2 separate regions of the Homo sapiens genome follow, and region 2 is linked to region 1. Evidence: chromatin loops called from intact Hi-C (ENCODE). Cell type or tissue: right lobe of liver. All regions are shown on one strand. Each heading gives the region's core, and the rest is flanking DNA. Links, peaks and the distances in the headings are about the cores only.

Region 1 (4,368 bases), core at 303-4,302:
AAGCTGCACCCCACAAGTCTCTCCAGACACCAGGCTAGATAGACCCCAAGCTGCAAAGCCAGCCCCCTACCCACTCCTCCACCCAGGGAGGAGACACACCACAGCCTCCGCACATGCCGGTGCCAGAGGAGGCTGGGAAAAAGGGAGGCCCAGGGCAGGGTGGGGGCAGACCTGTCCACATTTGTACTGCATGGGCCCTGGCCTGCCAGGTTCCTGGGGCCAGCTTCAAGCGCAGGGAACGCTGGACTCAGGCCTACAAGGATGGAAAAAGAAGGGCAGAGCAGGCACACACGCCAGGCAGAGGCAACGGTTTGAGAGGTGGCACAGAGGTAGGGCCACATAGGGCACGGCCCCCGGGAACCTCAGCAGGACCAGGCCCCATGAGGAAGGGCTGCATCCTGTGGGGAGGGCCTATGGGGAGATGCCCACCCCACTGTGGTAGGGCCACGAGGGCCAATGACCGGCCAGAAGGTGAGAAGACGCCAGAGGAGCCCATCTGCTGACCCAGCCAGCTGGCCCCGCCTTCCGGGAAGAAACACTCTTCCCCACAGTTGCAGAAGATCCTCTGCTTGAAGGAAGAACGCAGGCTCCCTCAGCTCAGTGCCGCGCCCGGCTGGGGACGGGCGGATGGAGGGTTGGTCCCGAGGCCCCCAGGCCCGTGGCAGTCCACCAAGTGCACACGGTCTCTCCTCTGGCCACTGAGCAAGATGGGGACAGGGCAGGGGACGTGACCCCTCAAGCCTATGTCAAGGTTGCACCCAGTGACTGGTCTCGCTTCCTGGCCCCGAGCAATTTCTAGGTCCTAGGATGGTTCCAGAACTAGCTGCCCCTGCAACCACTCCTCCCAAAAAAATGCTTCTTCCCATGAGATACAACACTCATGCCCTCCTCACGTTCCTTTGCCCTACACTGAGCGCCCCCTATTCCAGGGGCTGCAGGATGCTGACGGGCAATCCTGCATGAACCCCCAGAACCCAGAAGAAGAAACTCCTCCTCCCAGCCCTCAAAGACACTGAGGTTCAGAGGCAACCCCAGCCAGGGCCTTCCCTGCTCCCAGGCAAGAACTGAAGGACAGGCCTTACTTCAGTCAACCCTCACAACCACCTGGGCAGCAAGTGCCCTCACCCCACGTCACAGATGAGAAAGTCGACACTCAGAGAGAGAGACACGCTGCCCCAGGTCACACAGCATGTAAAAGGTCTGTGTGGGGCCCTGAACTGTGGGCCGCAGACAGCTTCCCTGGCTCCAGGGCAGGAACCCCCTCCCCACCTCCCAAGGCCAAATGCTCTGGGTCCAAGACACCTCCCAGGGCTGGGCAGGTGAAAATCCCATAATCTGCTGGGGCCTCTCTAGAAGGAGGTCCCCCCACTGCCTAGGCTGCGGGATTGGGTTTCCTGGCCTCTAATCAAAGGATTACCAGACAATCCCCAGCACCCACACGTGCCTGCATCCGCAGTCATGCCACCCACATCACTCACATACAAAGGGAAGGTCACTGTGGTGGTGGCAGGGCCACAGCCACCACCTGCGCTCAACCTGCTGAGCCAGCCAGAGCAGGAAGGGCCAGGAAGGCAGGTAGGCAGCCTCCTCCGCGGCGCTGTCCACTCTCCTATGGGGCCAGGTTCCCCCAAACCCACCAGGTCAGGGCGGCCCACACCAGCCATCTCAGCCCTGGAGACCACACATGGCCCTGTGGGAACCACAGGGGCCTCCTCCCGCAGCCCCGCAGCCCCACCACCTGCCTGGGCTCACAGCAGCTCCCAAGCAGTCCCTTGCCCACAGCTTGCTGTTACCACTCTGCCTGCACCAACCCACTGCCCCCCGCTGATGGCAGGAAGAGGGCGCACAGCACGCCATCCCAAGTGCAAGCCTCTGGGGCCTGACCACCTGGGGGACCCCTGCTCTCTGTGCCTCAGTTTCCTGGCAGGGAAAGGGCAAGGATCGGCCCCTCCATGCCCACAAGCTGTGTGGCCTTGAAGATCGGCTCAGCCTCTCTGAGCCCAGGCCCCCTCTGTAAATGAGGGCAACTCCCTCCCCCAGGGTTCTGGGAGGGCAATGGGCTTGGCACAAGCTGGTACCGGGGCACCTGGTGCACTGTGGCTTGCTAGTCCTCGACCCGGACCCCCGCCCCTGCCCTCACTCTGGCCTGGGATCCACAGTGGGTCCAGGGCTTTCTCCAGCCTGATCTCACAGTTCAGAACTCACTACCCACCAAATGCCAGCACGAGAGCCCCCACCCCGGGCCCAGCAGAGCGCCTTCAGGGAGACGCCTCCTCATTCGGGGTCTTCATGTCCCCCAGCCAGCAACACCCACCACAGGCAGGCTCCAGCTAGCCGGATGCTCTGACAGCCCCTACCCCCAGGGTTGGGCTTCACAGACCCTGGAGCACAGCGGACCCTCAGCAAGTGGGGCCAGGCCAGTAGTGGGCAGAGCCTCAACAAACCCAAGCCCAGCCCTGCCCAGCCAGGCCCCAGGCAGTGACGCTGCCAGTCACGCACCCAGCTCCAAGACCACACCGCCCAGTGCCTCTACCTCCCAAACTCCAACCTCAGGCCAAGACCCAGAGGAGGGGTGGCAACAAACAGTCACACACCAAGACATTCCCCTGCCACCATGCATGCCCCATGGTGCTCCCCATGGAGGGCGGGAAGAGGCCAGCCGCCCTGGAGCTCCCAGAAAGAGAGGAGCTCTGCCACCAGGTGTGTGCCGGCCAAGCTGCGAGCCAGCCCAACCCTGGGCCACCCATGCCCACGCCTCCTCCAAGGTCCTGGCCTGGGCCAGGAAGCCGGGTGGAGACTGGAGGGCGGGGGCCTATCTCACCCAGAGTTGCTAAAAAGAGCCAACGGGGAAGTAAAAATAGGAAATAAAAATAAAATGGCTCCAGCCAGGCCTGGTTGTTTGTGTAGGAAGCAAGGCCCCTCCCCAGCCAGCAGGGAGGGCTCGGCTCCAGGTTCCTCCCAGAGGAGGAATGTCCCCCCACCCTAGCAGCCCCCAGGACTCCAACCACACGCCAGAACCCCAGGCTGGAAGTGGCTCAAAGAAGAGTCCCAAGAATCTGGGTTCAAATCCCGACTCTGCTGTTAACTGGCCACATGATATTGGGCAAGCAGCTGAGCCCCTATCTGTAGCTCGGCCTCCTCATCAGCACTGGGGTGCAGGGAACGAGGGAGCGTGCCATGCTGTGCTGGGCACACACTCCAGGTACCACCACCCACGGCGGGGCCTGCGGTCACAGCTCCAGCCACCCACCTCTCCCTGTCCCCACCAGGACCCTCCCATCTGTGCTCTCACTCCGCCCCAAGGTGGGCCGTCAAGAGGTGAGGGCACGAGGCCAGGGTCAGGAGACAGCCTGGCTGTCAGCTCGCCCCGCTTGCCAGCCATGCCGCTCTCAGACCTCAATTTCCTCATCCACACAATTAGAGGAAGCCTTCCTTCCTCTCCTTTCCTGCGAGGCCTTTCCAGGGTTCACATGAGGCTCATTCGCACCAAAGCGTGTGTGACTGACCCTGGCTTCAGGATTGGCTCAGCTCATTCTCCCAGGGCGCAGAATTCCGCAGAAGACAGGCTCCTTGCTCCCGGAGCTGAGACACCCCAGCTAGAGGGCCAGGGAGGACCGCTTGGGCCACAGCTCACACATCCAATCTACCTGCTCAGCCTGGACGGCATGTGGCTTAGGCACTGCTGGCATTGCTCAAGAAGGCAGCTGCGGGCCGAGGCGTGCATCGAGGCTCATGCACCGAGACCGTCTGCCTGGGTGCCTGCAGAAAGGGATCTGAGTGCTTCGGGTGGTCGGTGATACCTGCCACGCTGTAGGCCAGAGGGCAGGCAGTGAGCCGGTGCCACGTGAGCCCCACTTAGACCAAAACATACTGCTTCAGAGTGCTCCCTGGCACTTCCTAAAGCCCCTCGGCCCTCACTCCTGGCTGGACAATTATCACCCCTGTGACACTTCCTGGGAACTGGCTGAAAGGTCAGTGGGTGGCATCACTGGTCTGCCCCAAACCACCATCCCCACGATGGCCAAAGTCTTTCTAGAACATATATCTGCCTGCAGCCCTCCACAGCCCCCTACAGCTTCTCATTCTCCTGTCCTGGACCCCGAGCCCTCAGGACCCTTAGCTAAGGAGGGAGCCGGACAGCACGGGCAGTGGCCAGTCTCAAACCTGGACCCGCAGGCACAAGCCATCAGAAGGTGTGGGGCACAAGACACACAGAAGCACACACAGGCACACATGCCGACACAGCACGGGCACAGGGAGACACGAGGACACAAGTGCACACGGATACACACTCACACAGGGACAGGGACAGAGGGACACAGACATGGGTGCACACAGATACAGGCTCAGACATGGACACAGATGTGC
Region 2 (4,368 bases), core at 65-4,064, 96 kb before region 1:
CCACCCTCCTGCCCCGAGGGAAGACACCCCCATTGCGGCGGTTTCCTCCCAAGCCTCGCCGCCGTCACAGGAGCCCTCTCCTCTGCCATCGTCTGTCCTGGCGTTTCTCGGACGAAGCTTTCACCTCAATCTCTAGAAGCAGAAACGAAACAGTCCCAGCCCTCCCCCCGCCATATCCAAGTATACATGAGGGATAAAATTACATTTGTACAAAAATAGATTTTTTTTTTTTACCTTTCCAGATGCTTTAGACATTTTCTCTTATCTTTACTCTCTTTATGGATCTGTCATCCTCTCTAAAGTATTAGCTATGCGTCCCAGCTAAGGCATTGCTAAGGATTGGGAACGGCTAAAGCTGTCTGCTCCAAAGCATCTTAAAATAGATGCATCTCCTGCCTTGAGATATTCATTCGAACCCGGATTTCACCAAAGGAGGGTCCTTATGTACTTGCTTACACGAAGCAAATTTATAGGAAAACAGGGGAAACGTCTTGATTAAAAATAAACACAAAACACTGGTAACCGCTCCGCCTTTCCTGGGTGGCGCTGGTGTGCGGCTCTCTCCACACGCGTCTCTCTGTACAGCACATACATGTTTACACCACACACCTGCGTGGACGAGCACCAGATCACGCACCCCAGCTCCACGACAGGGACACCAGCCGACTACCCACAGGCTGCACATTCCGGCAGGGCCCTCCTGGGTGCCCCACGGGGAGGGGCTCGGGGTCATCTCCAGCACTGCCACCAGGCCGCCAGCCCAGAATTCTTGGGAAACACCGTGCTCGGAAAACCGAAGGTCAGGGCTGTCCTTCCCAGAGGCCGTGTGCTTCCAGGGTGCGGAGGGCCGGCGGCTGACACAGGCCCCAGGGTGGAAGGTCCTGGCAGGCCAGCTTCCAAGCATGCCCGACGCAGCCTAGGGGAGCCCGGCTCTGTGGCATCTTCACTCCTGAGCCTCAGGAGCCCCATCTGAACGGCAAAGCCGGGAGGTGACCAGCTGAGGAGCGTGCCTGAAGGTGCCGGGGTGCCCTGGGTCCCCAGGAAGCAGCCACTGGGAAGTGGGGGCCCTGCGGGGAAGCCGCTTCATCCAGCCGGGCCAAGGCGGGGACAGGCACAGGTGGCTAATGAGCTGATGTTAGTGCTATCTTTAGAAAATTAAAGATTGTCCCACCAAAATAATAATAATTACAAAAAATCACCTTAATTGAACTGGATTGGTAATACTACTACAGGTCTGGTTAAATAGAAATTCTACCTCTCTACTCAGTGATGAGCCGCACTCCCCACACATCACCTTTTCAAACCAACAGCACTGTACAACTACAAGGCCGATGAGAAAGGGACGGGAAGGCTGCGGGAAGTGCCCGGGACACGTAGAGCGGTGGGTAAGGCTGCTGTGGCCAGGGAGGCCAGGTTCTGCTTTCAGGGGTTGGCGGCCGGGGGGCTTCAGTGCTTTACAGCCAGCCAGCCAGCCAGCCAGCGCCGGAAACGACAAAGTTCCCAAGAAGCAGCCGACCCCCCGCAACGGAGGCCCCGTCCCTGGGCTTTTTCCTCTGGAGCCGCGGGCATTCCCAAGGGTCCGGGCACGGATGGGTGGGCGCTGGCTGCAGAAGGCACCAGGTGTTGGCGTTGGGTCTTTTGCACTCCCACCGCTGGGGCCCCAAGAGTACCTGCACCCTCCTGCCATTTCCACCACACCCGCCAGGGGCAGCTGGGGCTTCCTGGCAGTGCCTGGGAGGGGCCCAGCTGGCCGGGGACCTGGTACAGGTATGAGGCTCAACACTCTGCCTCAGGACGGTGGATCGGGCAGGGGGCCACCTCTAGGGATCCACAACGCTGAAAGGCAGGGGTGGAGGGCGGCGGGGAGGAGAGGCTTCTGGAATCTCTGACAGCCTGTCTCGGGCACAGACTCAGCTGCAGGCTCCACTCGGGTGCCTAAGCTCAGCTCTGGCTGGGAGCTCCAGGAAGGCAAAGAATGGACACTTTCTTCCCCACCAAGGCTGGAAAGCTGCCTCTCCAAGCCACTGCCTCCCGGTCCAACCTGTAGGCAGCTCCCCTCACCACTGAGGAAGCCCCTGCTCCAGGTGGGGAAAGACTATGGAGAAGGCGTCCACCCCCCCGCATCATTCCTAGACTGCGGCTGGGAAGACAAGACCCCCTCCGGTATCCCCCCCATCCACCCTCTGTTCAGGCACCTGCCACTGACAAAGGCTGGGTCCACGGGACTGAGGCGTGAACGGGAAAAGTACTCAGGCCAAAGGGAGGGCCTTCCAGTGCAAAAGAGGCGAGTTCAACCTGAGAGGGCCCCGCACCACCGGAGCCCGGGGGCAGAGCCTGCGGGAGGAGCGCCAGGCCGCACTGGGCTGAGCCAGGGAGGCCCCAAGCCCCGCCCCCACCCCACCTTCAACCAGAGCAGGCGTTCAGTGAGGCTCCCAAGTAAGGCTCTGGGTGAACAACGCTGTCCGTGGACAATACCAGGCTGGGTGGTCCCACCAGGGCCTGCGTGTGGCCCAGGCCCGAGGGCGCTGCGACTCCGGGTTCTCAGATTCCAAGAGTCTTTTAGACACAACTGGCAGCCAGAGAGAAGGCCTGAGCAGGGGTCCCACCAATGCCCCGGCAGAGCCACTCCAGGCCGCGGAGCATCTGCCCCACCCACGAGGCTCCCAGTTCCTGAGCCCCTCTCTCTCCAGGCCACCTGCCCCCTCTGAGGGAAACCAACAGGCCACCCTCCTCCCCTCCCATCCCCGCGGGCCTCACAGATGGCTGCAGGTCCGCAGAGCCCTGTGCCTCCAGCAAGGCCAGTGAGGTGGTGATGCCCCACCCTGCCCGAGCCAGGGCCAGCCCTGCAGGAAACAAGGACAAGCCTCAGCCCACCCCGCAGAGCAAGGAGAAGACTCAGGCTGGGGAGGGGCCGGGGCACTCTGGTCTGAACGGGGAGTCGGGAGTCTGAAACCAGAACACCAAGGCAGAGAGAAAACAGGGGGGTGAGTGACCCGCCCCTGCAGCCTGGAGGTGGCCCCGAAACCTTGCACAGAGGGCAGCTCATGTTCTCATTGGCTCGAGGGCAAAACTGTGAGTTATCTTTGGAAAAAGGGGCTACCTTCCCCCTCACTCAGAGCACAGGGCAGCTTGCTTGCCCCACGAGTCCCCTCTCATCCCCGAGGCGGCTGAGGTCTTTGCTGATGACACACCAGCTTGCGCCCCCAGCTGTCCCCTCCTGATTAGGGGGAAGCTGTCACGGGCTGGCTGGGCACCAGTATTCAGAGCAGATGAAGATGTCACTCCAGACAGGAGGGCCACACAGGAATTCTGAAAACCAGCATCGATAAACAGCAACGGAAACAAAAGCCCCGTTCCCAACTCCTGCAGCTCCAGGGCTGGGGCCCGAAGACCCTGTAGTCGCCCAAGCCCCGTGGGGTGTGGCAGGGTGTCCTGAGAGCCCGGTGGGGAGGCGCCTGGCTGGGCTCACGCTAGTTCTTGCCACGAAGGCTGCTGCCTCAGGAAAGCCACTGCCCTGGGCCACAGACAAGTAGTAACAGAAATAAGGAGGGTGACAACACATCTCTTAGGCAGAGCAGTGACAGGCTGTGCCCCAAAGTCCAAACAGGCCAGGCAGAGAAGGGCAGGGACAGGGCTCAGGCTGAGAAGAACAGCTGGCGTCCAGGCAGGGTGGCCAGAACGGGTGGGCACAAAGGATGGGCCCGCAGGCCTAAGTCATTTGGTGCGGCGCCTCCAGCATCTCCATAAGGAAGGTGTCAATGGGTGTGTCCCCGATGAGCTTGAAGAAGAAGAGATGTTCCAGGCATTTGAGCCCGATGGAGCGCAGAGCCGGCAGGCGGAGCAAGAGCTTAGCGAACCTGCAGGGAACAGGTCTGGTGAGGGCCGGGCAAGGGGCATGGGCAGTTCTGCCCTGGCACTGGAGGCCTCCCTGGGGATGGGGCTGTGTCTGATACCCCAACCCCTCTGAGGCTGGTCTGTAGCCCTGAATCTGCCTATGCCAAGCCTCCAGAAGGAAGGAGGGGAGGCTAGAAGGAAACAGAGGCAGTGGCAACCCAGAGCCAGGACAGAGTGAAGGGAGATCCCTGGGTCTGAGGACGGAGATGAAGGGCCAGGGGCCAGACAGCAGCTGGCTAGGGCAGACTGAATAGCTCTTTGTGAAGAAGTTAAAAATTGCAGGCAGTTGGGCATGATGGCTCACACTTGTAATCTCAGCACTTTGAGAGGCCGAGGTGGGAGGATGGCTTGAGGCCAGGAGTTCGAGACCAGCCTGGGCAACGCAGTGAGACCCTGTCTCTACAAAAGAAAAAGAGAAAAACAGTAGCAAGGCGTGGTGGTGCATGCCTGCAGGGAGGACCGCTTGAGCCCAGG

The links. Peaks named below come from ENCODE experiments on the same cell type or tissue, not always from the same donor. Only the 100,000 strongest peaks of a DNase experiment are listed, where the experiment ranks them.
Region 2: it touches region 1 in a loop (2.2-fold over the local background); 17 of 110 quality-filtered maps call a loop at or near these places.

What each region holds. Positions count from the first base shown.
Region 1 is chr9:134,339,995-134,344,362 of GRCh38, reverse strand. The region is part of intron 1 of RXRA (retinoid X receptor alpha); the gene reads right to left. Among named protein-coding and RNA genes, the nearest start is that of RXRA, 16 kb to the right of the region's middle. RefSeq lists an enhancer at 1-16. In right lobe of liver, for the core only: no CTCF peak of the experiment used is centred there; DNase peaks (open chromatin) are centred at 502, 2,787 and 3,517; H3K4me3 peaks cover 384 bases; H3K27ac peaks cover 4,000 bases.
Region 2 is chr9:134,435,956-134,440,323 of GRCh38, reverse strand. It overlaps RXRA (retinoid X receptor alpha), which reads right to left. Exons shown (of 10, transcript NM_002957.6): 10 at 1-3,857. The coding sequence ends at 3,710. Among named protein-coding and RNA genes, the nearest start is that of MIR4669, 59 kb to the right of the region's middle. RefSeq lists an enhancer at 2,794-3,362. In right lobe of liver, for the core only: CTCF peaks have their summits at 561 and 1,697; a DNase peak (open chromatin) is centred at 782; H3K27ac peaks cover 3,682 bases.